Regions from separate parts of the Homo sapiens genome. Here region 1 is linked to region 2. Evidence: read pairs that join two places in POLR2A ChIA-PET (ENCODE). Cell type or tissue: A673. All regions are shown on one strand. Links, peaks and the distances in the headings refer to the core of each region. The heading gives the core; the rest is flanking DNA. Region 1 overlaps NXF1 (nuclear RNA export factor 1). Region 2 overlaps SLC3A2 (solute carrier family 3 member 2).

Region 1 (2,903 bases), core at 189-2,688, 89 kb before region 2:
AGGAATCTTACCCGTCTCTGGCTAACCAGCCATCCACCGGGGCCAAACAGGGTGACGTGCAGTGTGTGAGTGAGGGAGAGGCAGCGCCCCCGAGGGGGTCAGTTCTCTGTCTCCTTGGTAGCCTATGCCCCCGTGGCCTCCACGCCCAGCACCTGCCTTGGGATTCCCTCGCCTGCTGGCGGGGCCCCAGCTCTGGTCACATCTTGGGGAACCCAGGTTTCTTCTTCAGGGAGAGCCCAGCTCATAGCACTGGGCAAGAGAGACAGATTGCATGCCACCAGCCCCTAGGAGGCCTCAACCTCAGCATGGACAGCAACAGCCCTGGGCAAGTGGATCCTGAGAAAAGGGTCCCTCTTGGCGCAAGGGCAAGAGGGGCCATCACAGTACAAAGGAGGGAAGGCCCATCTCAGTAGGAAGTCCCAGGTAGGGAGGGCTTCCTCAACCCATGGACACCAGGCTCTTGGCACAAGGCAACCCCATCTATAGGGTATGTACAAGATACCCTCTGGTTAGAGTAGAAAGGGGAGATGCCTTTCCTGGAACAACAGGGTAGGGAGATTCTAGAAAAGGTTGTGTTCAGGAAGAAAGAGAAAGGCCACAGACCCAGCAAACAGATAGTCAAGTCAGAAGAGAAGAGAGAACATCTCAGGACAAAGCTGGAAGACACAGACAGACCAAAGTGGGGAGCACGCGATCCTCTCAAAGGACAGGTGGTTCCAGCTCAGGGCTGCACATCTCCGCAGACGGGCCCTGGTCAGGATGCATTAGCTCAGCCTCCCAGGGGGTGAAGGTCCCCAGGAGGGGAGACACAGGCTACAACTGACCTGATGTAGGTGGACTGGTCTCGGAAGGTGTCACACAGGGAGTTTCCATCGAGCCAGAGCTCTTCTAGCTTCAGCCCCTTTATCTTGTCCAATTCCCGCTCAGACTTCAACTGCAAAGGGTGGAAGGAACAAAGGGAGGAGACCCTGGTGAAGACAGCCAGCTGGCTCCCCATACCCCCAGTCCCTACGCTTAGCTCTGAGATCTTTTCTAATCTTTTAAAATTTTTTCTTTTTTTTTTTTTTTTGGGACAGGGTCTCACTCTGTCACCCAAGTTCAGTGCCGTGGCATGATCATAGTTCACTGCAGCCTCAAACTCCTGGACTCAAGAGATCCTCCCACCTCAGACTCCTGGGTAGCTAGGACTACAGGCATGTGACATCATGCTCGACTAATTTATTTTTTAAATTAAAAAAATTTTTTTGAGACAGGTTGCTCAGGCTAGAATGCAACGGCACAATCATAACTCACTGCAGCCTTGAACTCCTGAGCTCAAGCAATCCTCCCACCTCAGCCCCCTGGGGCAGCTTGGACTAGAGGCGTGCAAACTCCTAGCCTTAAGTGATCCTCCTGCCTTGGCCTCCCAAAGTGTTAGGATTAGAGTTGCAAACCAGCACATCTGGCCTGAGTTCTCTCTCTTGCCTCTTGCCATCACTGGACAAACTCTCTACACCCTCTACCCACCCCTTCAAAAATATAGCCGAGCTATCAATTCTCACTTCATTTCCAGAAAGGTTTAGGATCTTCAGGTTGGGTGCCTTCTGAACAATGCTAGACATGTCATCCAGCCTGTACAGCCTGTTGTTGCTCAAGTTCAAGGACAATAGCTGTGAGGAGAGAAGAGTTTAGAGGAGGCACCACCAGCAAGTGGATCAGAGACGAATCTGCCCTCCAGCCACTTCCTATCTAACACACCCTGCTTCCTCATGCCTAATACTGGGCCAAAGGCCTTACCTCAGGGATGTTCTCTTCAATGATCCTCAGGGTAGCTGCCATACAGCTTCTGCGATTCAGGACAACGTCAATGTTCTGGGCCACCAAATCTTCAGGAAGCAGAAGGGAAGGAAAGGGAAGACTGAGAGGGTTTGCCCATGCCAGCATTAGCAGTAAAACATCCTCAAACTTTCCCTCCCTGACAGATCCCACCTTATCACCACCTATCTGAGAACTACTGCTGTCAACCATACCTGGGTCTGAACGGAGGCCTTTGAGGTCAAGGGCTTGTTGGGAGCCATCGTATCGTTTGCTCATGATCAGCTAGAGGAAAAAGAAGGGTTTAGTGGTCACTGGGTTTGTGTGTGGGGGGTGGGGGTGTGAGAAGTAGTAAGACTGGGTTGGAAACATCTAATTTGAGCCTGCCTCACCTTTAGCTGTTCTACTTGTTCTGGCTTCAGTTCATTCAGTATAGTGTGGGGTGGAGCAGAAGAGTTGATGATGATAGATATCTGGAGGGAAGACACAGAGGGCACAGAAAACTCTAGGGAAGCCTAAGCCGCAAGAACAAGACCCAGTCCCTGCTCTGAGCACCAACCTCCACCTCCAGCCAAGCCAGGCCCTTTAAACACACCCTTCGGTTCTCCCGATCCAAAATCTTATAGTTGACAGCCTTCAATGCAGAGGCAGTACTGGCGTCTTCAACGAAGAACTGGGCCCGTGTATTCTCATAGTGAAACTACAAGAGGAAACAGGAGCATTACACTGGGAGTCCAGAGCCCTTGGGGAGGGGCATTACGCTGGGAGTCCAGCTTGCCCCTTCACCATCCCTGGTGCCTGGCCAGCCAGCCACTCAGGCCTTGTCTTACCTCAATAGGGGTGAAGGGCACACTGCACTTGCTCTGAATCATGCTCAGGAGCCATGCCTTGTCATACTTTCTGCCATAAGGAATCTAGAAATGAGAGAAAGAGAAAAGAAGGGAATGATAAGTAAGGCTGAATAGCAGACCCAATACAATGCCTTTTATACCTTCTACCAAACTTTTAAAGACTATCTAAAGAAAGGACCAGTACTAGGTTTTCTACTTGAGATACACATAGATTCTTTAACTCCTTTCTGTCTACTTACACTTACTATTTTTTCTTAG
Region 2 (2,898 bases), core at 1-2,500:
TGCTTAACTTTGGGGATGTGGGCCTCTCGGCTGGACTGCAGGCCTCCGACCTGCCTGCCAGCGCCAGCCTGCCAGCCAAGGCTGACCTCCTGCTCAGCACCCAGCCAGGCCGTGAGGAGGGCTCCCCTCTTGAGCTGGAACGCCTGAAACTGGAGCCTCACGAAGGGCTGCTGCTCCGCTTCCCCTACGCGGCCTGACTTCAGCCTGACATGGACCCACTACCCTTCTCCTTTCCTTCCCAGGCCCTTTGGCTTCTGATTTTTCTCTTTTTTAAAAACAAACAAACAAACTGTTGCAGATTATGAGTGAACCCCCAAATAGGGTGTTTTCTGCCTTCAAATAAAAGTCACCCCTGCATGGTGAAGTCTTCCCTCTGCTTCTCTCATAGCAGGAATTTCTCTCCTTCCTCCCCTCCCATGCGTCTCCTCCAACTCCTTCATTATTTATGTAGGGTCCCAGGGCCAGAGGAGAGGGGGCCTCCCAAAGTCAACAGCATGGAGGTGTCAGGGCTGGGAAAGCACCCATGCCTCACCCATGCTGGGCCACGGGGCTCTCTGGACATCTTGGGTCTTGCCGACTCTTAACTTCATCCCCTTCAGCAAAGGGCTCTAGCCAAACATAGTTAGTTTTCCTGTTTTTGCAGACTTGGCCTTTCACGGAGAGTAGGGGTGGGATGGTCTGGTTTTTAAAAGGTATTTCTAAAGGATACTAGAGGTCATGCATTCAAGAATTTGTTGAACACTCAGCACATACCAGAAACTGTCCCTGTTCTGGGGTCACAGCAGGGAACACAGTACAAAAATTCCTGCCTCCTTGGGGCTCATACCCTTTGGGGAGCAAAGAAAAAAGACACAGCTGTTGTAGTGCAGAGGATATGGTGACAGTGTTTTTATGGAGGAAAAAGTAAAGCAGGAAAGGTGTTTCAGGGTAGAGGGGGCCAAAGGAGGCCTCACCACGGAGGTGACCTGTGAGTAAAGGCCTAATAAGTGAGGGAGTTCACCTGGTGAGTATCTGGGGAAGGGGCTTCCTGGGACTGAGGGGTGGGAGCCTGGCTGATATGAATGAGGAAAGGAGTAAGGGATGAAGTCTCATCGGCAAGGAGTGGGCAGATCATGACAGTTGTAATAAGGTGGTCACGTAGGGTGCAGAGAGTTTGGCAGCCTACGTGGTTGGAGGGCATGGTCCCCACAAGTCTGTTTTCACTTCAATACCAGCTGCAAGTTCAGGGGTCCCCATGACCACCTTCAGGTAGGTAATAGACTAGAGTGACTCAGAACTCAGGAAGGTATTGGGATTATGGTTTTATTACAGCAAAAGCATACCCAGAGCCAGCCAAAAGATGAGAGGCCTGGGGCGGGGTCTGGGAGGGAGCTAAATAAGAAGCTTCCTGCTATCTTGCAATGGAGTCCTGGTACTTCTTCCCGGCCATGACGGAGATATAACCAGAGAAGCTCACTTGATCCTTGGGTGTGCCGAGTTTCCCCTGGTGTTTAATCACATAGTGCCCTGTGGCTGACCTTTAATCTTCAGCCCCTGTGAGAGCTTTGGGCTAAGGCCTTTAGTTGTCTCCATTTCCCCCAGAGGTTGCCTGTTCCAAAGCTCAGATCGTAAATCACATTTATCACTGACACTCCTGTTGGTCAGGACATTCCATGGGTCTAGAGGGCACTTACCAGTAGCCGAGGGTAAAGGCCAGACTTCCAAGTAAGAATTCTTCACTACACATAGAGTCTGAGGGAGTGGAATGGGAGTTGTTGGAGGGTTTTGAGCAGAGTGACATGGTCTCGCTTGGAATTTAACAGACTTCACTGGCTGTTACTAGCCAGCTTGCAGGGAGGCCAGTTAAGATGGTTTGTTCCTGCAACCTAGAATACTTTCTAGGATGGTAGTAGTGGAGGTGGTAAGAAGTGTTAAGAAGTGTTTGGGTCCTGCGTTTCTTTTTTTTTTTTTTTTTTTTTGAGACTCACTCTTGTCACCTAGGCTGGAGTGCAGTGGTGCGACCGCTGCAAGCTCCGCCTCCCAGGTTCATGCCATTCTCCTGCCTCAGCCTCCCGAGTGGCTGGGACTACAGGCGCCCGCCACCACACCCGTCTAATTTTTTTGTATTTTTAGTAGAGACGGGGATTCACCGTGTTAGCCAGGATGGTCTCGATCTCCTGATCTCGTGATCCGCCCACCTCGGCCTCTCAAAGTGCTGGGATTACAGGCGTGAGCCACGTGCCTGGCTGGTCCTGCGTTTATTGTGCAAGCAGATCTGCAGTATTTGCTGTTGGGATCCTGTTGCAGTACTAGTGATCTGCGCAGGCCTCATGGCCCTTGGAGTTAGTTCGGCTCTCTTAGTTTTCTTACAGAAAAGAATGCTGGCTGGGTGCGGTGGCTCGTGCCTGTAATCCCAGCACTTTGGGAGGCCGAGGCAGTTGGATCACCTGAGGTCAGGAGGTCGAGAACAGCCTGACCAATATGGCAAAACCCCGTCTCTACTGAAAATACAAAAATTAGCCGGGCATGGTGGTGGGCGCCTGTAATCCCAGCTACTCGGGAGGCTGAGAAAGGAGAATTGCTTGAACCTGGGAGGCGGAGGTTGCAGTGAGCAAGATCACACCACTGCACTCCAGCCTGGGCAAAAGAGCAAGACTCAGTCTCGGAAAAAAAAAAACAAAACAAAAAACGCGGGTCACTGGTGCAGGCTTCACTTCCCATGGGCTGTGTCCTGGAGTGGGCCTGGGCCTCTGAGGGTTTCCTGGTGTAGGGGAGAGATCAAGACATTAAAAGACCCAAATTAAGGCCCAGGATCCTGAGGCTGTCAGCACAGTTCCTGAGAAGACACTCAGCCTGCTGGGCCTTGGCTTCCCTCTGCCTAGGGTTTCCCTTCTCTCTCAGCAACCACCCCCACACCCG

What was found. Peaks named below come from ENCODE experiments on the same cell type or tissue, not always from the same donor. Only the 100,000 strongest peaks of a DNase experiment are listed, where the experiment ranks them.
Region 1: POLR2A ChIA-PET joins it to region 2 with 13 read pairs; 22 of 35 experiments call an interaction of 5 or more read pairs at or near these places.

The regions. Positions count from the first base shown.
Region 1 is chr11:62,799,553-62,802,455 of GRCh38, forward strand. NXF1 (nuclear RNA export factor 1) reads right to left here. Exons shown (of 21, transcript NM_006362.5): 4 at 2,625-2,708; 5 at 2,390-2,494; 6 at 2,187-2,267; 7 at 2,010-2,079; 8 at 1,777-1,865; 9 at 1,542-1,649; 10 at 825-934. Among named protein-coding and RNA genes, the nearest start is that of NXF1, 4.4 kb to the right of the region's middle. In A673, for the core only: no CTCF peak of the experiment used is centred there; no DNase peak of the experiment used is centred there.
Region 2 is chr11:62,888,497-62,891,394 of GRCh38, forward strand. SLC3A2 (solute carrier family 3 member 2) reads left to right here. Exons shown (of 9, transcript NM_001013251.3): 9 at 1-364. The coding sequence ends at 197. Among named protein-coding and RNA genes, the nearest start is that of SLC3A2, 9.0 kb to the left of the region's middle. In A673, for the core only: no CTCF peak of the experiment used is centred there; DNase peaks (open chromatin) are centred at 1,375 and 1,575; H3K27ac peaks cover 351 bases.